Regions from separate parts of the Homo sapiens genome. Here all the other regions are linked to region 3. The links are chromatin loops, found by intact Hi-C in ENCODE. Cell type or tissue: heart left ventricle. All regions are shown on one strand.

Evidence for each region. Hi-C counts contacts between places; a loop is a spot of excess contacts. Peaks named below come from ENCODE experiments on the same cell type or tissue, not always from the same donor. Only the 100,000 strongest peaks of a DNase experiment are listed, where the experiment ranks them.
Region 1: a loop joins it to region 3, with 2.1 times the contacts of the local background. A loop is called at or near these places in 8 of 110 quality-filtered maps.
Region 2: it touches region 3 in a loop (2.6-fold over the local background); 8 of 110 quality-filtered maps call a loop at or near these places.

Annotation. Positions count from the first base shown.
Region 1 is chr9:98,883,175-98,891,174 of GRCh38, forward strand. It overlaps the pseudogene NME2P3. Among named protein-coding and RNA genes, the nearest start is that of ADIPINT, 24 kb to the right of the region's middle. In heart left ventricle, no CTCF peak of the experiment used is centred here; no DNase peak of the experiment used is centred here; H3K27ac peaks cover 4,263 bases.
Region 2 is chr9:98,904,544-98,912,543 of GRCh38, forward strand. ADIPINT (adipocyte associated pyruvate carboxylase interacting lncRNA) reads left to right here and starts at 6,661. Exons shown (of 2, transcript NR_176918.1): 1 at 6,661-6,927. RefSeq lists silencers at 1,312-1,518, 3,929-4,169. In heart left ventricle, no CTCF peak of the experiment used is centred here; DNase peaks (open chromatin) are centred at 2,408 and 4,158; H3K27ac peaks cover 2,718 bases.
Region 3 is chr9:98,971,054-98,979,053 of GRCh38, forward strand. The region is part of intron 2 of COL15A1 (collagen type XV alpha 1 chain); the gene reads left to right. Among named protein-coding and RNA genes, the nearest start is that of COL15A1-AS1, 30 kb to the left of the region's middle. RefSeq lists enhancers at 1-577, 578-1,155. In heart left ventricle, CTCF peaks have their summits at 4,038 and 4,238; DNase peaks (open chromatin) are centred at 2,648, 4,068, 6,448, 6,947 and 1 weaker place; H3K4me3 peaks cover 963 bases; H3K27ac peaks cover 8,000 bases.

The DNA.
Region 1 (8,000 bases), 88 kb before region 3:
TGATTTCTAGAGCACCAAGACAAGCACCCTGAATCTGAACTTCTTTGATACTATTTATCATCATCATCATCATCATCATCATGAGTAATTCTACTAACATATGTATAAAATTTACCATCTTAATTATTTTAAGAGTATACTTCAGTGTGTTAAGTACACACATGTTGTTTGTTGTGCAACCATTACCACCATCCAGAATTTTCCAGAAAACTTTTTATCTTGCAAAACTGAAACTCTGTACCCATGAAACAACAGCTTCCCATTCCTTCCTCCAAGGCCCTGGAAATCACCATTCTAATTTCTGACTCTATGAATCTGACTTCTCTAGAGACCTCCTGTAAGTGGAATCATATGATGTTTATTCTTGTGTGACTGGCTCGTTTCACTCTCAGGACTTCTTTCAGTGTGTGCTCCTCATGCCCCCAACACCCCATGAGACACCCTCATTTCAATACCTCTTTGAGTGTTTCCTTGTGCCCCCAACTGCCCATGAGACACCCTCCTTTCAGCACCTCTTTGAGTGTGATCCTCGTGCTCCCAACCCTCCATGAGACAACCTCCTTTCAGTACCGCTTTGAATGTGATCCTTGTGTCCCCAATACCCCATGAGACATCCTCTCCTTTGGCAGAGGATTTGATCCTTGGTTGAAGAGTGGCAAGCAACCCTGGGAAGGAAGCATTTCAAGCTTTATTGGAACTTTTTCTTTAGTGCCAGTCAATGGATAATTCCTTGAGAGCAGGTTTTGATAGGGTAGGGGTGACCCTAGTTGAAAGCCCTGATTGATTATGGGTGGGAAGAGGGAGAGACCTGATGACAGAGAAAAAAAATTGTTCTGCCTGGAAAAATGTTGCTGGGATCATTATAAGTGAATCCACGAAATAGCAATTAGTTTTATAACAAGCCACTTCTGACATTTATGTCCCTAGGTGTGTTGACCTCATGTTATGCTCTGACTTGATTCCTTGGGGAGTCATAAATTAAGTGTCCTCAAAGGACTGCTAGCAATAATCATAATAATCCTCTTGTATTTTGGTTGCATTCTACACTTTGGGACACACTTTCATTTATATTATTTTATTTGATCAAAATGACAACAATGTGTGCTCGTTAGAATATGACTTATCATCTTCATTTTTCAGGTGAGGAAGCCGAAGTTCAGTGGGTGGAAGGGACCTGCTCAGGCTTGTACAATCACTTGTTGGTATCACTGGATTGAGAACCCAAGTCTTTAGCCCAGGCCTTTTTCCACTGTTCCACATTTTGCTGGAGTTTTCTCCCCTCTACCTCTCATTTGACCTCAGACTCAATCCTTCTCCAAGAATAACGCGTCACTATGCAGATGCTCAAATTAGAAACTCCAGAGTTGTCCTTGACATTCCCTTGCTCCAGTTTCATATCCAGTCTTCAATTAAACCCTGTCGTTTTTAATTCCTGAATATGTTTTCAATACTCCCGCTTCTCTGCAAGTCTGGACCGGCAGCGTCCAGGCCTTTTTCTCTTACCTGGAGTTAATCCTTTAGACTGTCATGATGCCATTTCTGTTCTTCTCTTCCTCTGTTATTTCCCGGGAAATGTGGATTTGAACAAGGTTAGACGAGTTTTCATATTGTAGAATTTCTCAGACCTTCTGATCTGCTAAGAATGGTCATGGTGACTTGCCAAAGTAAGGGGTTGTGTGTTTGCCATACCCTAAAATTACTTGATCTTTCCTGGACCCCTGCGGTTTATCTCTACCCTCTCCCCCATCCATTTTCCACGCTGAAGCCGCATACACCTCTGCTAACTGCAAAACTGCCCTCCCCATCCCTCCCCATGCTCCTCCTACCCCTCTGGCCTTCCAGTCCCTCTGACATGTGGTAAGATACACATGCCCTGCCAGGGTCCCCTCTGCCTGACTTCTCTATCACCAGCTGTGGCAGTGTCGGTTGCTGGTGCTCACAGCTGTCTCCTCTGGGAGCCACCTTACCAGGGAGGCCACATTCCCTGGAGCTCCAGAAGCATCTCATAACCAATATCTGACATGGTGCTTGCAGTGCCTTTTACTTATTTCTCTTTCTCTTTATTTTCCAATAGCTGGGACTACAGGTGTATACAACCATGCCCAGGTAATTTTTATTTATTTATTTATTTATTTATTTTTTTAGAGACAGGGTCTACCTATGTTTCCCAGGCTGGTCTTGGACTCCTGGCATATTAGTCTGTTTTCACACTGCTGTAAATAACTACCTGAGGGTGAGTAATTTATAAAGAGAAGAGTTTTAATTGACTCACAGTTCTGCATGGCTAGGGAGGCCTCAGGAAACTTACAATCATGGCAGAAGGTGAAGGGAAAGCAAGGTATATTTTACATAGTGGCAGAAGAGAGAGACAGAGAGAGAACAAGTGGGGGAGGTGACGCACTTTAAAACCATCATTTCTCATGAGAACTCACTCACTCTCATGAGAACATCATGGGGGAAACTGCCCCCATGATCCAATCATCTCCCACCAGGCCCCTCCTCTGACACGTGAGGATTACAAGTCGAGATGAGATTTGGTGGGGGACACAGAGCCAAACCATTATCACCTGGCTTCAAGTAATGCTCCTGCCTCAGCCTCCTGAGTTGTTGGCGTGAGTCACTGCTCCCAGCCCAAGATTTATCGTTGTTAAAAGGTCATCATGCTGGTGAGGAGATCAGAACCCAGGCATTCTGATACACAGCTGGTAGGAAAATAAGTTAGTACCACCATTTGAATATGGCCCTTTGGGGCAGAGAGTTTGTCTCTGTGTTCACCCCTGGATCTCCAGTGCCCAGAACCATGCCTGGCACTTGGGCATTCAATTAAAATTTGTTGAATGAATGTAAGACAATTTGACAATACATCATGAAGCTTAAGTTTTCATATCCCATTGTTTAGTAATTCCACTTCCTAAGGAAACTCTTAAAAATTAGAACAAAGATATTTGTATAAGGACATTCCTCACATTCATTTTTACACTCATAAAACTGGAATCAACCTAAGTGTCCACAGGATGGTGACTAGCTTAATTACGGCACATCCACACTGAGAAATCTGATATAATTGATAAAAATAACATATTCAAAGAATATTGGGCATATAGGATTATGCTATTGATAAATACTAAGTGAAAACAATTTAAAACTCTATATACAGTATAATCTTAATTTTGGGGGAAAAAAACCCAAATCACACTTGTTAATAGTGGGTTGCAGTGATTTTACTTATTTCTTGTTCCCTTTATTTGCCAAAATGCCCACAATGAATATGTGTTGCTTTTGTAGTCAGAAAAAAAAAAGCTTTGAAAAGGAAAGCATAGTTTATAACAAAATTGTGAGCAGCTAGGAAAAATGGGAATAACTTGTAATAGTATTTTTCCCACTAATACTTCATAATAGATCATTTTATGGTAGGTTAAAGAACATACCTCCTTATTAAATTGGCCTGGCTTTGTCTGGACAACAATGAGGATTAGATTTCATGAGACACTTTGCGTTGTTTTCATGCTCTTAGTGTATATTTTTCCATGACTTGGAAAATCTTAAAATACTGGCTCCACTTAAAAAAAAAAGTTTCACAACTCCTTTGACTGGAATTGATTTCTCCTGTGGCTCCAGGGTCTGTAAAAGGCATCAGGATGCCACAAGGCATTGACCTTTATTCTTCGCCTCGGTCAGAGAATTTCCCTATGACTGGCTCAAGGTTTCCAAGAGGAAGGCAATTAAATGACCTAGCACAATTGCATGGATCCTCGGCCCTGGGCTTATCTTGATTAGGAGGAAGTGGCTATCTAGTTGTTCCAAATTTAGAGCAGAAAAGAGCCGGATGTCTAAGACTATCACACAGAGAAAGCCTTAACCCATTGGGGCTTTTGCCCTACTCACCACTTCCCTGATATCTGGCTGTGTCCATCTTGACGCAGAGCACAGGGAGCTTTGGGTTACAATTTTCCCCTTCCCAGCAAGTCTGTCCTAGCTTCAAAGTCCACTGAGAGGCTCCTTTCTGTGCTAAGATTGAGAAGATGCTGGGCACATACCTCCTGAGAGATTTCGTGGCTTATGCTAAAGGTTCTGTCATCTCTAAGACTGAGTTCAGAATCCTGAGGCTGGTGGTCAAGACCCTTCACCATCTGGCCCCCTGCTGCCCCTCTCCCATTGTTCATCTCTACTACAGTGACAGAGAAGTGTTTATGAGAGTGAACTCCAGGGACTAGAAACAGATGTTGTCCCTGCCACCAGGAAGCTTACGGAATAGTAGGAAGGTAGAAATTCAGCACACGGAGGGGAGTACATTCGCAGCCCGGCAGAGATCTGGCCTTAAAGACCAGATTGGCTTCTTCCTAGTTGTATGATTTTGGACAAATTATTTTATACCTCTCTGTCTTTGCCATCTCATCTGTTAGAGGGGGATATTAATATTACTAATAATACCAAATTCATAAGATGTTTGTGAGCTTTACATTATTTGATATGTGTGAAGCACTCAGTACAATGTCCGCTATATACCTTTGTCCCTCAGTATCCATGGGGCATTGGTTCCAGGGCCCCTCCAAGGATACCAAAATTTAAGGATGCTTAAGTCCCTGGTATAAAATGGTGTAATATTTGCATAGAACATGTGCACAACCCCCAGATACTTTAAATCATCTCTAGATTGCTTATAATAGCAAACACAATGTAAATGCTATGTAAATAGTTGTTATACTGTATTGTTTAGGAAATAATGACAAGGAAAAGAGTCTGTACATGTTCAGTACAGAAGACACCATCCATTTTTCCCCCTGAATAATATTTTCAATCCACAGTTGGTTGAATTCACAGATGCAGAACCTGCAATATGGAGGGCCGGCTGTACTCAATGCTTAGTACATGTTAACTCTTAGAGAAAATTCATTCACTTAGAGAAAATTTGCTGAGCTCTGACTAGGTGCTGGGCACTGTGCCAGATGCTGTAAATTCCAAAGGGGATAATGCACAGTCCCTGGCGTCATTCCAAAAAAACCCCGTATTTTACTGATGGAGATGCAAATGGGAACGGACCAAGGTAGCATAGCTCCAGGCACCTTGTTCCAGAAACTCTGGTCTCCTCTCTTTTCCAAATGTGCCATGCACTTCCATGTTCTGTGCTGTTGTTCCTTTTCTCTAAAAAGCTTTCCCTTTTCCTCAGCCACTGAAAACATTCAAGATCTGGCTTATGGTGTGTCATCAACACCGTGAAGCCTTCCCTGACCCCCAAACCAGAATCATGGACTCTCCTGTGTCTCCATCGTGCTTTGTATAAACTCTCTGCCTCTCATCTTCCCCTCAGCCAGGGCTGGTCATTAGAGGAACATCTCCCAATAGGCTGGAAGCTCTTTGAAGGCAAGTTTTATGCTTCACTTATTTCCATGTCCCAGTGTCCAGCACAGGGCCAGGCACATTGTAGATGTTTAGGAAGTGTTTGTTGATTGAATGAATGAATGAAAGCACATCTCACATCATAGAATAAATTGCTGCACTGATAGTGAGGAGAGATGCTTCCTTTCCAGCATAATATTCTATGAGACCACAGAATTTGCTCTGCAAATAGTTGGGTTCCTTCTACTTATTCCATCTGCTGCTGTGAACAAGGCTAAGTTTACTTAATCATAGGTAAGTTGGAGAAAGTGCCGGCCCAAGGGGTCTGGCCTGAGCATGGCTTTCCAATTGTAATATTGTCAGGAGCATCCTGAAAGGGTTAAGACCCTTGCCTTGGTGCTGGTCTTGTGCCAGTCCATTTGGTGTTCACAGTGTAGAGATTATTTAACTGGAAATGGAAGCCAGTATTAAGGCCAATATTGCAACAGAAATAATTGAATGTAAAAACCACATGTGCTTTGGGGACTGGGACACAGAAATTTAATTTTAGTTTCCTCACTTATTTGTCGGGTGATGTAGGGAGGCTCTTTCCTCTCTCTGAACCTCATCCATTAAATGGGGATCATAGGAGGCTGGAGTTGGGGAGGTTGGACTGATCAATCTGTAAGTTCCTTCCGGCTGTGATATGCCCTGTCTGTCACTTCTATGATATCAGATAAATGAAAGGCCAACTGAAACAAATTGCTGGAAAGTGATGTGGAGGGAGTTCTGGGAGAGGATCCCAGTCCTCATGAGGTCAAGCTCATAGTTTAGGAACCAAAAGCTCAGAAATGCTCTGAAACCACAGACGATCAAATCCACCCACTGGAGATTCAGCACATATTTGCTCAAAATTGCAAACTAAAAGCAGACATTTTTGAGTTGTTTGGAGGATGCATGGCTAGACCTAACCTGGGCGGTGAGTGTACAGGGCAGTTCATGCAAATGGGAGAGACCCTGTCTGCTGTCTGGGACCTGCATCCTATTGGCGGGAAGGGCGTTCCTGGCCTGCCCACCCTGGCCATCAGGACATAAAGATTCCTTGCTTGGGTCTTGCTCAGGTACTGTGCTTTAAGAACCTGAATGTTCTTTTGACTCACTATTTTATAGAGACAGCAGCAGGGTCAGTTGAGAAGAATTGAAACCCACTCTCAGAAGTGACTTGCAGCGCATACTTTTTTGAAAAAAATTGAGAGGTAATTCACACACCGTAAAATTTGCCCTGTTCGAGTATCTAATTCAAGGGTTTTTAGCATATTCCCAAAGTTCTGCAATCATCTCTGCTGTCTAATTCCTGAATAGTCTCATCACTCCAAAAGATATATTGAGGCCAGGGGCAGTGGCTCACACGCCTGTAAGCCCAGCACTTTGGGAGGCCGAGGTGGGTGGATCACGAGGTCAGGAGTTTGAGACCAGCCTGGCCAATATGGCGAAACCCCGTCTACTAAAAATACACACACACACGCACACACCCACGAAAGCTGGGAGTGGTGGTACACACCTGTAGTCCCAGCTGCTCAGGAGGCTGAGGCAGGAGAATCAGTTGAACCCGGGAGGCAGAGGTTGCAGTGAGCCGAGATTGCGCCACTGCACTCCAGCCTTGGCGACAGAGCAAGACTCCGTCTCAAAAATATATATCTCTATCTCTTGTGTATGTTAGCAGTCACTTCCTACTCCCCTCTCCCCTGTGCCCTTGGCAACTACTTTTGTCTCTGTGGATTTGCTTATTCTGGACTTTTCATATAAATGGAATCATACAACACGTAGCCTCCTGGGTCTGGCTTCTTTCATTTTGCATAACGCTTTTAAGGTTCATTTGTGCTGACTATATTTTTCTGAACAATTAAAAATTACAGGCTCCTGCAGCACAGTGCAGGTGCCACCTGGCCCAACCAGCTTCTTGGACCACGGCCAACCTGAGTGCACCTTCATCACCATCAAGCCAGACAGTGTGCAGCATGGCCTGGCTGGCAAGATCGTGAAGTGCTTTGAGCAGAAGAGATTCCACCTCGTGGCCAGGAAGTTCCTCTGGGCCTCTGAGAACATCTGAAGCCGCACTACTTTCACTGGAAAGACTGCCCATTCTTCCCGAGGCTGGCAAAATACAGGAACTCAGGGCCTGTCTTAGCCATGGTCTGGGAGGGGCTGAATGCGGTGAAGACAGGCCGAGTGATGCTGGGGGAGACCAATCCAGTGGATTCTAAGCCACACACCATTTGCAGGGACTTCTCTAGTCAGGTGGGCTGATGCATCATTCATGGCAATGGCTCAGTAGTAAGTGCTGAAAAAGAAATCAGCCGGGCTGGGCATGGTGGCTCACACCTGTAATCCCAGCACTTTGGGAGGCCAAGGAGGGTGGATCACGAGGTCAGGAGATCAAGACCATCCTAGCTAACACGGTGAAATCCCGTCTCTATTAAAAATACAAAAAATTAGCTGGGCGTAGTGGCGGGTGCCTATAGTCCCAGCTACTCGGGAGGCTGAGGCAGGAGAATGGCATGAACCCGGGAGGCAGAGGTTGCAGTGAGCCAAGATTGTGCCACTGCACTCCAGCCTGGGTGACAGAGCGAGACTCAGTCTCAAAAAAAAAACCAAAGATGTCAGCTTATGGTTGAAACAACAGA
Region 2 (8,000 bases), 67 kb before region 3:
GGGACTGAAGTTCAGCTCCTCCAGCCAAAGGGGCTATAGAGGGTAGAGGTCAGGCTCAGAGGCTTGGGGTCACTGGCATGTAGAGGAGCCCTTCTGTGCATCTGCTCATGTGTGGCAGGGCAAGGGGACATCAGTAAAATGGGGACAACAATACCTATATGTCATGTGATTATGGTGAGAATTAAGTAAAATTATTGTAAAAATGGAAAGGGCTCAGAAGAGTGCTTGGCACAGAACATCACTCAGCTGCCCATAGTTATTATTATTTGCCCACAGGGTTGTTGGGAGGAGTAAACAGGACAGCCTGGTGGACAGACCCTGTAAGGCTGGGTCAATGACTACGAGCAGGCTTCTTCTGTTAGGAACTCAACCAGTGAGTGTAGATGAGGATGGGAAATCCTCATCTACAGAGAGGCAGAGAGGAGGGGCGTGGCCTCCAGGGAACCAGCCTCCTCCATTACTTGAGTTTCTGCACCTGACAGCTTCATCATGGATGACACAGGTCACCTCTGGAAAGATGCTTACAGCTCACACAATCCAGCTCTCCAGCTGCATACAAGGGGAAACCGAGACCCAGAGGGTAGAAGTGACTTGTCCTGGGCCATGTGCAAGGCACATCTGAGCCCCACTTCTGGACTCAGACCTAAGGTTCCTTCTTCTGTTGCATCAGCCGAGGTCTCAGTGTTTGGCATTTCTTCCCACAGTTGTCCTCTGCCTCAGAAATCAACGGGCTCTCACCAGCTCTGAGAACCTCAACCTTTGAGAGCTCCCTGATTTGATTCCTTTCTTCCTGTTTTCCCGTAGAAGCCAGTTGAAAAGCAATTGAAAGCCACTTCCACCTCTGGTGACCTCTCCAGAACTCTCCCTCCCTCGGCCTCTCCTGGAGAGGTCAGGAGCAGATTAGCAGTGTGTACCTATCTGCACCCTTCACGAAGGTTTTCAGGGGCAGGTGGTCTCCTTTTCCTCAAATGGAGTGCCCTCCCTCCCTCCTTCGCTGCACCCTCCCTCCCTTCTTCCCTTCCTTCTTTTCTTCTTTTCTTCCTCACACACCTTGCTGTGTCAAAACCACCCATCTGGTACACACAGAAGTTCATTCTGAGTGACCTTGAGCCTGCATCTTTGTTGCACAGGTAGAATTTCTCTACTGAAAAATAGTTTCAGGAGAAAATAGATACAAAATGCCAGGCCTGGTAAGAGCTCATTTGTAAGGCATATATTGACCAACAAGCCCAGGAATTATAGGCATGCAAAATGGGGGAAAATGAAGCTTTAGATTTTTTCTTGTAGCTACCGTGATTTTTTGATAAGCTGTTAGAGCAGCCCATGGCGGGTCTTGCTGCTTTAATAAACTCTCGTGGGGCCAGAGGAGTCTCGTATCCATGAAGCAGGTTCACGTATGTTATTTCATCTGAAACATACAACTGCCCTCTGAGGTGAGCTGGACAGAATTGTTTCCTCCACTTTTCTGATGAGGAAACCGAAGCTCAGAGAGATCAAGGAGTTTCTCCTAAAGATCTGACAGACCCAAGGCTTCGACCAAGTGTTTCTGACTCCACATCTAGGGCTCCTTTTACTAACAATTCTACTTGAGAGAAATCCAGACTTTTAAACTTAGGACAAGATCCTACCCAGAATTTTTAGTTAAGAGCTAGAATTAAGTGAATCTGAAGTGCACATTATCCACAAAAGGGATAAATTATAGTAAAGATAAAAGTGACCATTGAATCAACGACAACTAGACTGTCCCCTCTGGTCTCCCTGTTCCACCTTTGAACTCCAAGTTAGACTTTTATCCTCAAAGCCTTCCCTGGCTCCCTACTCACCCGCTGGGGTGGAGTGGATTATTTTTCCTCTGGGCCAACCTTTTCACGTTCTGTGAGTCTCAACTACAATTTGCATTATATTGTCATTCATTCATTCATTCATTCATTCATTCATTTGTTCATTCACAGAACTCTCTTGTCCCATGTGCGATGAGTTCCTCAGGGTAGTGACCTTCCCTGTGGCACAGTATCCTTAGGCAGTGAAACGATTCTGCAAGTGAACTGGCCTGGCCTGGTCTAATTCAAGGACACAACAATGTGTACCAAGTCTGGTGCTGGGCTTGGAGCAGTGGCATTTGCTGACTCAGAGAGGGGCTTGCAGCAAGTAGGGTGGTGGCCAGGAGCTGGGGAATGGGCATTGTGGGAGGGTCTTGACCAGCAGACAGATTTTGGGGAAGTCTGGGAGCCCAGGCTATAGCCACTGGCCTGAGGTTTGGGATCAGGACTCAAGTCTTTGGAGTTAGGGTTCAGGAACTTACAATGATCTTGGAAGAAACAGGCTGCAAGGCCAGGATTGGTATCAGGAATGAGTCAAAAGTCCTTCCCCTTGGAGGCCCAGCTGCCGGGCCCATGGGGGCTGAGCCCTCTGAACACCCTGGCAAAGGGCCAAGGATCTGGGGCCGTCTCAGCTGTCGGGGCAGGAGGCTGGGAGTGGGGAGGCAGGCAAGATATTTTAAGAAGCCGCATTTTTCTCATTTCCAAAAGGCAGAAGAGCTGAGTAGTTAAAGTACAAAGAAAAAAAAAAAGTTTGGTTTAGAAATTGCCCTAACCTAGATTCTCAGATAAAGGAGGGAGCCTTTCATATAGAGCTTTTTGTGATTGCTATGGTACAGGGGACCTCTCTTGCTTTGTGCAGAACAACCATCATTTCCGTTCCCTCCGAATAGCCCTAGTCCATCACTCTGACCCCAAAGACAGGCCGATGTCCAGAAATCATATTGAGTAACTCAGCTCATATCTTACCAAACAAGTTGGATTTTACTTTCTGGGTAAAAAAGTTATCGGTTCATGGTCTGTGCAATTACTTTGAAGATGGCTCATTCTCATTGCCTCTTGAAGGAAAGTTCCCAGTCTCTGCACACTTTTTTTGCTATGGCAAGGAGCACCAGCTGCTCACCTGTCCTCCACACCAGGGGAGTGAAAGACCAAGTTGTCATATGCTTGAAGAAATGAAAAGGGGAAACTAATAATATTTATTGAGAACGTGCTACGTGGAGGCATGGTCTTAGGCCTTTCATATGTATTATTCTATGTGTATATATTTACATACATACACACGGCAGTGCGGGGAGATAAGGTGTTACTATTCCCAATCTCCAAAGGAATAAATGAAGACTCAGTTGCCATTTAACAAAAGTGTTGGAGTTTGGATTTGAACTCCAGCTCAATCCTCTCTACAGATCTCTGAGATCTTCACTGCTTTTCTTTTTTTTTCTTTTTTTTTTTCTTTTTTCTTTTTTCTTTTTTTTTTTTGAGACGGAGTCTCGCTCTGTTGCCCAGGCTGGAGCGCAGTGGTGCTGTCTCAGCTCACCGAAACCTCCACCTCCCGGGTTCAAGTGATTCTCCTACCTCAGCCTCCAGAGTAGCTGGGACTACGGGTGTCCACCACCACGTCTGGCTAATTTGTTGTATTTTTAGTAGAGGTGGGGTTTCATCGTGTTAGCCAGGATGGTCTCGATCTCCTGACCTCGTGATCTGCCCGCCTCAGCCTCCCAAAGTGCTGGGATTACAGGCGTGAATCACCATGCCCGGCTTCTTCACCGCTTTTCTGCACAGTGAAGATACCCCGGAAGGACTGGTGCTACCTTTTCAGAGCTGGAATGATTATACCAAAGGCCACTGGAGCTGGTCTGGCCACCAGGAGCTTTCTGATTTCCCAAGTGTCCCTCCTTTATGCCAGTCTCTGATGTCAGCTAGACCACTGGTTGGCTGGCCCAGTTATCCAGATCTGAAGGCCCTGCCCTGGCCTAGGGGCCCTTATTGATAAGAAGAGAGTGATGCTGCTGGTTCCCTGCTAGGGGAGCGGTGAACCCAGCCGAGAGGACATGTTGGCTGCACAGGTTTGCCTGCTAAAGGAGCCAGCGCAGTTGGCTGCAGGGAATTTGATGAAAATAATCAGCTGCAAACTCTTAAAAAACAAACAGACTTCGATCCAGAGGTTTGAATAACAGCCCTCTCAGCCAGATGGCCGCAGGAGCCTCGCCAGGGAGAAAAAAATGATCTCCTGCCCTGAATTTCCTCTTTGTTCTGGACCCTGCTCTCGGTGGACAGCATCGGTGCACCCCACCCTCGAGAGCGCCAGCCGCCCGGACAGGGCCTTGTGTTTAGGGAGCTTAAGGCAGCTTTCCCCAGATTAGGGTTTTGGGACAGGGAATCCAGGCAAAGAAGCGGCTTTCTTGTCCCAGTATGAGTCACCACAGGCTGGAGGAAGCACACAGCTGTCTGCATCTGGGCCTGGAATGTGGTTTCCTCTTCACAGGACACTCCCAAGGAGACTGGGACCCTTGTGGGTACAGGACAGGAAGTCGTAAGCAGGGCCACCCTGTGTGGGGCAGACCTGGACACCATGGTCCCCTCCAACAGGGCTTCACGTCCGAGCTATTGGGAAGAGAATGCTAGCTTGCTGCCACATTACATTGCAACCATGTCTGGAACAAGTGGTAGGGAGTGCAACCTCCCAGACTCAGCCCCCGATGGCTCCAATAAGAGCACTGATGTAAGACTGAGACCAATGTGGATTCGAATCCTTAGTCTTCTACTGTGTGACCTCAGACAACTTATTTGACTTCTCTGAGCCTGTTTTTACTTCCCTGAGTTTTAATGAGAATAATAAAGAAATTACATTTTCAATGCATATAGCACAGTATCTGGCACATAGCAGGCACAAAATAAACATTGGTTTCCTCCCTCCCAGCCTTCTGGCCCAGAGCCTCTTGGTACCAAGAATTTCTTCTAATGCCTACTCCTAAATGCTTTCACTGATCCGTGGTTCAACCTGTCATTCTTGGCTTTTGGCAAAACTTCCAAGTACAATCCTCTCCCATCTTCCCTGAATGGATTCCTCTCTCTCCTCTATTGTTATTTTAGTGACTCTGTTTGCCAGTATGTATTTTGATTTACTAAGCTACCACAGATTCTGTTTGGAAGTAGGCTAGGCAGGGTATGCAATTACAGTGATGTTGCATCAGGCTCATCTAACTTACAAGTTATTTTATTTTTTAATTTTTAATTTTTATGGGTATATCAGGTATATATATATATTTATGGGTTCAATGAGAAACTTTGATATAGGCATGCAATGCCTAATAATCACATCAGGGTAAATGGCGTATCCAACACCTCAAGCATTTATCACAAGGTAATTTTAGGATTTCCTCCCCTCTGGATGGGCGATATGGCTCACTCCCAGCTCTTTGGGAAGCTGAGGCAGGAGGGTCCGTTGAGCTCAGGAGTTTGAGGCCAACCTAGGCAACATAGTGAGACCTCCTTCTCTACAAACAAACAAACAAACAAACAAAATTAGCTGAGCATGGTGGCACATGCCTGTGGTCCCAGCTACTCAGGAGGCTGAGGTGGGAGGATCACTTGGGCCTAGGAGGTCAAGGCTATAGTGAGCTGTGATTGTGCCACTGCCCTCCAGCCTGGGTGACAGAGCTAGACTCTGTCTTTAAAAAAAAAAAAAAAAGCTTCACAACAACAAACAAATCTATTAATATGTACTAAAATGTTAAAGTGTATTAGTCAGGATAGGCTGGATTTTGCTTCAGTAATAAACAACTCTTAAATATGCATGGCTTAAAATAGCAAAGGCTCACTTCTCACTCATGCTCCACATTCATTGTAGGTTTGTGGGGTCATCGTTCACACTGACCTGTCTTAGATACTCAAGGTTCACCACCTGGAATGCTGTGGGTCACTGCAGCAGGGGGAGGAGAAGATGAAGAATCTCTTAGCAGCACTAGAATGCTTCTGCCTGGTGGTAACACACCACTTCCCATTTCACAGGCCAAAGGAAGGGACATACAATCCTATTGTGTGCTCAGGTGGAAAATAACCAGAAAAACTGAGGAACAAGCATTAATGTTGACTACATAGAGGCTCAGTGTTTTAAAATAATAGAGGAAACCCTGCAGGCAAGAAGAAGTTTCAGTATTCTCCACTCTTGCCATTAATCACTAGGGATTTGCTGGCCATTTTAAAATCAGAATATGCCCAGACATTTGCATAGAAGAAGTTCCTTTTGTTTCTCCCTTCGGTCTATGTCAGAGGTCCTGAATTTCCAGTGTGCGTAAGTATTCTTGTTTGCCATTGTACAACGCTGTGTACACAATCCTAAAAGGCTTTCAGAGTGTTTTGGACATAAGCATTTTCCCTGTATGTGCTGAGTTTAGAACCTAATTTACTTAGGATGTGACTTTGCAGTACTTAATTGACACTAATGCCTGATTTTAGTTGTCCCAAAGTTTTATCACATTCTCCTCTTCTGTGCGTCACTTACAACCCTAGGAGCTAGTTTTTATCCAAAACTCTGAAAAACGTCGTCCACATACATTATCTTATTTAGTAACACTTGTAACCCAAAGGAGTTGGTTTATTAGTGGAACATTTCCATTCTACAGAGAGGGCAAGTGACTTGCTCAAGGACACAGCGCAGATATGTGGAAGTCGAATTTGTGAACATATTTCTGTCTGGCTTTAAATTCTGTGACTTTCTCATGATCCTAGGCAGGCTTCCAGCTGGGACAAGGAGGTCTTATTTGGAAAGGGAGTTTATAGGCCCTGAACTCTGCTCTGGAAATCTGTGAAAAGAACAGGAGGGAATGAGAGGCTCAGCCCCATAGACCCTTCTCCCTGCTGCCATCCACTCAGGGCATTGTGCTTAGTGAAAGCCCAGTTTCCGCAGGGATTACTTTGGGCACACAACATTCTAGGAGCTGGATGTCCAGGAATTCCTGTTAATTAGGCATTTATTCACGGAATAAATGTTTCCCTGAAGAGCTTTCTGCAGCTGGCCAATGTTCCGGTTTGGTCGTGGGCAGTGAGATGCCCATTAGTCTAGAATACACGACAGTGTGAGGCGCACGTTCACACGTGAATTGCCCGTGTAAGTAGTATAAGTATGTAACATGTATAAGTGTGTAAGCTGTGTAATATGTATGTGTAGGGTTGGTGCTTGTGTTAGCTGTTCTCTGTTTGTAGAGTCACTAGATAAAATACAGGATGCTCAATTTAATCTGAACTTCAGATGAGCATCAAATTATTTTTTAGTATAAATTTATCCATGCAGCATTTGGAACATAATTATACTAAAAACATGTTATTCATCTGAAATTCAAATGTAACTGGTCATCTTGTGTTTCGGTTTGGTAATCTGGCTGCTATGTCTACATGCATGTGTGTCAGCATAAATGGACTTGCTTGTTTATACCCCAGGGTGCACCTGAGTGTGTGTGTTTGTGCCCGTGTGTCTCTGGGTGGGTACGGGGGTCTGTGTGCATGTGTACCTCGCTGATAAGGAGTCAGTGGCTGGTTGGGAACCAACTGCTTCACCATCCATAGCTCATCTCCTGCCAGTCCAACCCTACTGGAGCAAGAGGGGTCAGGATGGGCCAGGCATGGTGACTAAAGCCTGTAATCCCAGCACTTTGGGAGGCCGAGGTGGGTGGATCACCTGAGATCGGGAGTTTGAGACCAGCCTGGCCAACATGGTGAAACCCCGTTTCTACTAATAATACAAAAATTAGCTGGGTGTGGTGGCAGGCACCTATAATCCTAGCTACTCAGGAGGCTGAGGCAGAAGAATCGCCTGAACCCAGGAGGCAGAGGTTGCAGTGAGCTGAGATTGCGCCATTGCTCTCCATCCTGGGTAACAAGAGCAAAATTCAGTCCCCAAAAGAGAGACAGAAAAAAAAAAGAGGGGTCAGGATGGGCCTTGAATACCTGGTCAGGGAGCTTGGACTTTCTCCTGAGGGTAGCCACGTAAGGCTCTGAGTAAGGGAGCAAACAGATCTAGATGTGTTCTACAGAAGTCCCTCTGGCTGCATTGCAGAGAAAGAGCTGGAGAAGGCAACACCAGAGGGAGGCTGAGGGAGCTGGATGGTGACCATAGTGAGGGAGGGTGAAGATCTGGGCTAAGGCTTTGGCAGTGGAGATGGAGGGAAAGGGTCTAATTGCAGG
Region 3 (8,000 bases):
GGGGCAGGACTTCTGCTAAGGCCTCCTGTATCCTCCTCCCTTTCTCATCCCCAGCCCTGGAAAATACTGCTTGAAACCCCCTGGTCTATGTGTCTACACTGGCCCTGCCAGCAGTCCTGTGTCGCCTTGGAATGCTGGGCCTGACGGCTTCCAGGAGCCATGGGCTGTAGAGCATCCATGTCCAGCAGGTCACTGCATGCTCCCATCCCATGCCCCTCACGTGCCCCTGACAGGCCCCTTTTTCTCCGTGCCATTTTCCATGTGTTTTCCTCCCAGAGCCCTGAGCTGAGCCCTCCAGAGCTGCCTGCCGGGTGGGGGTGATGACTCATTTCAGTTGATGTCATCCTCAGGATTCAAGGCTCTCAATGCACTCAAAGAGTCTTTGTTCCCCAAATGGAAAAGGAAAGTCCGTACACCGAGAAGAGCTGACAACGAAACTCTTCCCAGATGCCCATGGGTGCTCACGCCTGCCCGCACCTGCTGGCCTTCACTGTGCCACCTAGTCCACATGGTCCCTGGGGTGGCTTTGTGCCCAGGATCCAGGAAACAGAGGTTGAGGGAAGGGGGTAAAGGAAGGGACGTAAAGACCCCCACTGCAGCAAGACAGCAGGAACCACTGCTTCTTCCTGAGATTGGATATGCTCTTGCACTGCGGCTAACTGCTGCCAGGACTGAGGGGTCCGCGTGTGTGCGCATGCACGTGGGCATGTGTGAAGGGAGCGGTGGTGAGCAGAGCTGGGTCACAGGATAGGGGAGTCACCCCATGCTCTCAGCAGAGCCGGGTCACAGGATGGGGGAGCCACCCCACGCTCTCTCTCTCTGGGCTGCTCTCCTCAGTTCCTTATCCGCTGGGCCTGTTCATCAATTATGTTGCTAATTCTTTCATGGCTAGCAGGTGGTTGTGAGGCTGAACGGAGGTGCTGTACTGACAGCTTGAGAGTGCCCCGCCCTGGTCAGCACCCAACCCAATGAGCGAGGACTCCCAGTGTTTACCAAATGCTCACTACACACCAGGCCCTGTGCGAAGTAGGGTTCTCACTGTGTTGTCCGTTCTCACAATATCTCTGTGAGCCAGGTCCTAGTGCTGCCCCACTTTATAGATTAGGAGGCTACAGAGGGGCGAGGTGATCTGTGGAAAGGCCATGAGTGGCAGACCCAGGACTAAGCATAGGTCTGTCTGATGCCAAAGCCCAGGCAGTTAGCCCTTACCCGTGGCTGTCACTTGAGAGTGGGCATCAGATTGACGCAGGCAAGACCCTGAAAGACTCTGATTCCATAGGCCCAAGCAGGAGGGGCAGACCTCTGACTTTTAAAAGCTCCCAGGGGTGACTCTGATATGTGGCTAGGGCTGCAAACTTCACACCAGCCTACCTTACCTAGTCCCATTTGAATCTTGACTCCAACTGCTTATTAACCTCATGGATTTGGAACAGTAATTTAAGCCTCAGTTTTCTAACCTGCAAATGGGGATAATAATATCATCCATCTCAGAAAGAATCAAGTGTAAGGATGACTGATTTGTGGAAAGCCCTTTGAACAGCACTTGGCATGCAGCAAGCCTGCAGAAAATTTTAGCTGCTGATGCTGTTGTTTCTTGACATTCTGTTCATTCAGAGTCCCCTTTGCCAGGCTCTGTGCTGGTGCTGAGGACCGAGAGATGAGTTGGCATGGTCCATGCCCAGGGCCCATGTCTAAGCATATGAGAGCAAGGTGAACTGGCCACTGGACTGCAGACAGATGAGGGTGTCTGGGAGGAAGGATGGAGGGGGACTGAGGGAACACAGAAGTATGCAGCTGGGCCTGGGAGAGCCACAAGGAAAGCTTGAAAGGCAATGGGCTGTAACAGGCAGAGCCCAGCTTCACATCTTCAGTGCTGGCTGCTGCACCGAGGATTCTGAGTGAGTGACTTCCTGTCTCTGGGGCTTGACTCCCTACTCTGCAAAATGAGAGAATGATCCCTGCGTTGCCTGCCTCCTGGCAGAAGGAACGGGTAAGAGGATGCTTTGGAAACAGAAGAGGATACTGGACAGGTGAGGATTACTTCCTGCTGGGCTAAGTGCTTTTCAGCTGCTGGCCAGGAAAACCAAGCTTCAGCCAGGACCCCAGCTCCAGGCTTCCTCAAATCGTCTTCTCCAGTTTAGGTCAGAGGCTCGAGAAAGCAAGAACGAGAGAACAAGAGAGCAAGAGAGAAAGAGAGAGAGGGAGAGAGAGAGAGAGAGGGAGGAGAGCTTATACAGTAACTTCATTGAACAGGAAAATTCCTATGCTATATATGAAAACCGGAAAAGAGAAGGAGGCGTTCTAAGTTTACATGTAGAAAAATGCTCTTCTGTAATTCAGAAAAATAGGGTCTTTGATTGTGGCCGAGCCAGGTCTACTTTCTAAGTTGATCCAGGATTTTTTCCCTGGCAAGGAAACAGTTCTTTTTTAAGAAATGCATCGGGTGATAGGTTTTTCTAAGAACCTCTCGCACCTTTGCTGGGTGCAGATAAACCCTCAGGCACCGTGGATTGTGTTGTGTTCATTTTCCTCAGAAAGGGAGTCAGGTGGAAACGGGAGCCCCCAGAGACTCCAGCCTGGGTGGGGCTGAGTTTCCACACAGGCAGAGAGCTGTGACATTTTCCTGAGCACAGTGCTCCTTGCCTCTGGCCAGGCCTTGCTGGCTAAAGACAAGGAAGTCTGTGGGGAGGGCTGGGTTTGTCCCGGCCCCTGTTGGAGTCATTCCTTCCAGGCCTGAAGGCTGTGGACTGAAAGAACCGGCAGTTAGGGGCGGTTAGAAAAACTGAAACACTGGCGGGAGACAAGGAGGAGGCAGACGATGAGGCTGTCAGACCTGGCAAGGGCCTTTGGAAAATATTTAGTCCAAGGCTCTAGTTTGACAGATATTGAACCTGAGGCTCAGAGAAGGGAAGGGACTGCTCAAAGTCATATGCCAAGTTGGTGGCAGAGTCCACCTTGCAGGCTGAGGCCCTTTCCACCACCCCATGCAACATCTGAGAGGTCAGGATGTAGAAGTTGAGGCCGACTTGTGTGTGGTCTCAGAGGGGTAGAGAGCTAGGCCCAGCCAGGTGGGTGGGAGTTGCAGGGGCGGTTGCCTCAGTTCAACATGAGAAAGGACTTCCGAAGACTTCGAATTGTGCAGCAATGGTCAGGTGGCCGTGAGTGGAGATGAGCAGGTGGAAGCCAGGTGGCTTTGGATGGGTGAGCATTGTAGGAAGCTCCTCCCCAGGTGGTGAGCTGCACTGTCCCACACAGTCTGCGGTTGCTGAACTCCTGTCCCTCCAGGGAGGTGGGAGAAAGGGAAGTCACATGCCAGATGTGATTTAGACATACCCAGGGTCCTTGGGGGCCACCTCTCTGTAGGGGTGTCCAAAGGGAAGGGAAAGAACCGTCCCAGAAGATGCAAGAACCCCACCCTCCCAACTTGCTGGCAGGACAAGCTGACAAAGGGCAAGGAGGAGGGACACGTGGCTTCTCCGACGGTCTGCCCCCCATGCTGCAGGCGCAGAGGAGGGGGACTGAGCACCTCCTCTTCTCCCCAGGGACTGAGTGCCAAGAAACTCAGGTGAGAGGAGCCCTTCTGGGGTCCCAAGGGCAGTCCCCCCACCTTACCCTACATACCCTCATCCTACTGGTCCAGCCCCAGGCCACAGGCAGTATAGGGTCATCTGGACCCCCTCAGCCCCGGCCCCCCAGTGGGAATACACCCACCCGCTTGCAGGAGTCACCGTGGCCCCGTTTAAGCTGACTGAAGTGTGCCGTCGGTCTTTAGAGGCGTGTGTGGGAATGGTAGAAACCCAGGAGGGGCACCTTCAGCCTTTCCCAGCACTCGGTGCAGAGAAACAGCAGAGGAGGGAAAGGAGGCGTTATGGGTTCTAGGCCTGGCTTGGCCAAACTCACTGCATGGCCTCAGACCTGCTCTCTTGGGTCCCTTAACAGACCTTTCGCTTTGAGTCTGTTGTTGGGATCCCGGTTCACAGCGCAGGTGGAAAGCCTTCCTTGCAGTTGGTGGAAGCGCAGTTCCCGTAGAGACCGCCAGGAGCCGCTGCCGCGCACGGTCCCGGGGCGTCCTCAGCCTCCCTCGCGCCTCCGTCCGGACATATCCGCAGCGCTCCTTCACCTGGAGCGAGGAACGCTCCTTAGCCTCCTCTGGCTTTAAATGCTAACTAGCGCTAGCGCTGGGCTCAGGTCCCAGATGATCGTCTGTGAGAGGGAGCTTTGCAAAGCCAGCTACAGTTCTCTAGGGAGGCAAGGCTCCAAAGCTCAGGCTAGTCCCGGGCACTGCTTCAGGACCCCACAGATGGAAGGACTGATCCAGCCCATCGCACGGAAGGGGAAACCGAGGCCCAGCGGGGTAGGGGAGGTGCCAGATGATGTCCCTGAGCCTGTGGCAGAGAGGAGGAGGAGAGGTGAGAGTTCGCTCCTGTTCTTCATCTCTGGCCAAATCGCTGTCATCTGTGTGGAAGGAAAACCTGAACCCTGCTCTGTTTGTTTCTTCATGGCTGGGATTCTGCCTGGTTTCCATGGAAACTGGCTTTGGACCCTTGGGAGGAAAGTCGCACCCTGCCCTGACTGCTCAGATTTTCCTCTGCCTCCTCTGTCTCTGAAACCGTCTGATTTCTCCTCTCTGCGCCCTGAGGAGGGGCCACCCCAAAACTGCACTTAGGAGTCTGAACTAGATTTGAGGGAGGGAGGCTCAGGTTGTCTCTCCCTGTGTCCGTTCCTTCACAGCATCCCCTTGGCTCTGTGGATGTTTAGAGGAGGGGGGATGACTTTGGCCCTTTTTGCAGAGTGAGAGTGGGGCCCCCGTGTGTTGGGGTGCAGCTGAGCCTGACTGGAAAGATTTAGATGTAAGAAGATGGGGAAGAGTGATGTCACTAGAAGGAATAGCATGAGTGAAGGCAAAGACACGGGGGGAGAATGAGGAGATGAAGCAGAGGGTGTCTCGAGTAGAATTTTGCTTTTATGCTGAAGGCACTGGGGAGCCATTGAAGGCTTTGGAGCTTGTAATAGGAGCAGATGACTACTAATGGTCACCTAGATAGTGAGCTGCTTGAGCACACATGTTCCAGGCTTAGCTCCATGTCTCCAGCACTACACAAGGCACAATGTGGGAGCTTTAGAAATATGATCAAATTCATGAATTGGAAAAGTAAGTTGAAAACCCCCATTGGAAATGAAGCTATCTCTAAGCATTAATGAAGTGAGAGAATAAGACCGGTCAGATGCAGCCCCAGGAAGTGTTTGAAGGCAGTGAAAATACATAGAATAAATCACAGTGGATGTGGCTCTGAGAGTCTATCTGGTCTAACTCTCTGATGGGAAAACTGAGATCAGGGAGGGGGACTAGCTGGCCCAAGGTCACAGACAGAGTCTTGAACCTGAGTCCTTCCTCCCCTCCCTGGGTCTCTCATTGCCCCATGGATTCATGCCTCCCAGATGGGCTCTCTGGGCCAGTGGATCCAGCATCGTGGAGATGGGAGGGAACGTGGACTTTCAGGTGATGGATGGGCATGCAGTGAGGTCACTGTTGGATGTCAGACTGGAGCCCGACCTCAGTGACTCTCACCAGGGCCTCAGACTGTGAGCCTGGCACCTTCAATTCAGGAATGCCTAGGATTTAGTTCAGCCAGCAAACACTTCCTGAGGACCTGCTCAGGGACAGAGCCTGGGTGTGGGGGAGACAGGGAGAAGTGGACGCCAGTTCCTACACTTAAGGAGGTTCCAAGATGGTAGGGTCCAACACCTTAGTCATATAATGCCATATATGCTACATAGAGTCAGGGCCAAGTGCAGGAGCGGGAATGCCCAGACTACCTGGTGGGGGAATCCAAGAAGACTTCATGGAGGAGGTGATGACATTGAAGTTGGGCCCTGAGATGTGTGGAGCAGTTCCTCAAGTGGAGGGAACAGCATACACAAAGGCTCAAGGGTGTAAAATGTAGGACCCATTCAGGATACCTTGAGTTTTCCAGTATGACAATTGCATGGGAAATAGCAGGGTAATAATAATAGGGAAAGAAATGGCAGCTACCATTTATTAAGCACTCTGTGTGCTAAGCAGTGTGCTAAACATTTTAGGTATATTATTTTATTTAAGTCACACAACTGTCCTCTGAGAGAAGTATTATTATCTGGGGATAAGTGTGGGCCGCTTCCAAGAATCCTCAGGCTGCAGAGTTCCATCAGCATGCTCCACGCCAGTCCCCAGTCCCCTCCAAAATGGTGGGATGTCTTCCCACCAGCTGTGATCTCCACCCTCCTCCCTTCTTGCCCAGCACAGAGCCATCCAAGGTCAAGCCCATGGACCCAGTTGCTGGGCCTGTTTGTCTTGGCTCCCTGGCTTCTCCTCCCCTCCCTGGTGGCTGCCTAAACAGGTGGCCCTCCTGCTGGAGGCCAAAGGGAAATGAGCCAGCAGGCCCAGGCGCAGCCGCGAGTGAGCATGGGTCACTCCAGGTCAGGGGTCGTCCCCTACCACGCCATGCCATGGGACAGTGGATGTGGAAGGATGTGGTGGGGGTTGCTGAGAGCAGAGCTGGGCTGCTGGGGCTGACTTGGGCTTGCTCTACATTCATGGCTGGCCTCCCTCTTGGCGGACTCTGTGGAAACAAGGCCTGCGGGCCAGCGCCTATCCATGTGTCCTGTCTTGAATGGCTGAGGTCTAGGGGGATGGAGGGTGGGAGGGTTAGGAAGGGATCTTTTTTGCAGACTTTGGTTTTTGTTAAGCTTATACCTTGCATTTCCCATCTGTCGTCTCATTGAATCCCCACATGGGAAGTGGGCAGGGACCTCCCCTGATCACCAGGAAGTCATCGCCCAAAGGCTTTGTGTTTGGTAAAGGGCAAAGGAGGGGTCTCATCCCAGCTGTGTCCAAGGAAGAGGATGTTCTCCACTGCAGGCTGCCTCCTTTGCCCCCTCTCCAGCTGACCAACCATTGGCCAGGACCTGGAGTGGTCGGGGCTGTGGGAGGGCACCAGCTCTGGGACTCGTGGTACCAAGACTCTGTCCACCCTTGCTTGGCTGCCCCATCTGTTGCTTCCTGGCTGTGCCTCCTGGCCATGGAAGTCTCCCTGAACATCAATTTCCCTGTCTAGAAAACAAGGATGTTGGATAGATTCATGAATTTTTGTTTTTAAGCAGACTCCTAGGCATAAGAATTCCCAGAATTGCCACATGCAAGCCTGGATCTACTGGCCATGGGAAGCACTAGGCTGGTTTAAGCAATGAGCTTTCTGAGTGGGAGCCTCTCAGGCCCTTCTCCCTGTGTCGCCTGAACGCTTAACCTGGCCCTGGATCCCTCAGAGACACCACTTGGAAACAAGCCACAGGATGTGAAGCTCTGGTGCTTTTACTCTCTGTGGCACCAGGAATTTTCCGAGCAGAAAGAGGCTTCCCCCTCCTGTTCCCAGCAGGAAAGAGAGAGGAAATAGAGGAAAAGCTTTTTACTGGATTGGATAAGCGAAGAAGAAAGCAGAGCTCTCAGTAGGGTGTTTGTGGTTTTGTTTTGTTTTTGTCTTTAAACCGTGGAGGAAAGAAAAGAAATCTCAGTGGGATGTGTGGTTTTCTTTGTTTCTTTTCCTTCTTTTTTTCTTTCTTTCTGTACAAAGATAAGCTGTATCTGAGTGAGGAAAAGCAAGAAGAATAGGTTTTATGATTTCTATAAGTGGATGCAAGGAGATAATCTCTTTAAAAATATGTAGATGTCTTTACTTTTCATACCATGTATATGCTGTAAAATAGAAAAAAGTATAAAAAGATATCCAGTGAAAAGCAAGTCTCCCAGCCCCCAGCCACCAGCTTCCTTCCCTGGAGACAACCACTGCCCCGTTTCTTGTGTATTCTTCTAGAGCTATTGTAATATACCATATATATTTAAATATATATGGTATATTTAATTTGTATTAGTACATACATTTCCAACTGATAGCAATTCACTTCTGCACCTTATTTTGTCTGTTTTTATATAGTACATCTTGATTGTTTCATATTAGTACTTAAGG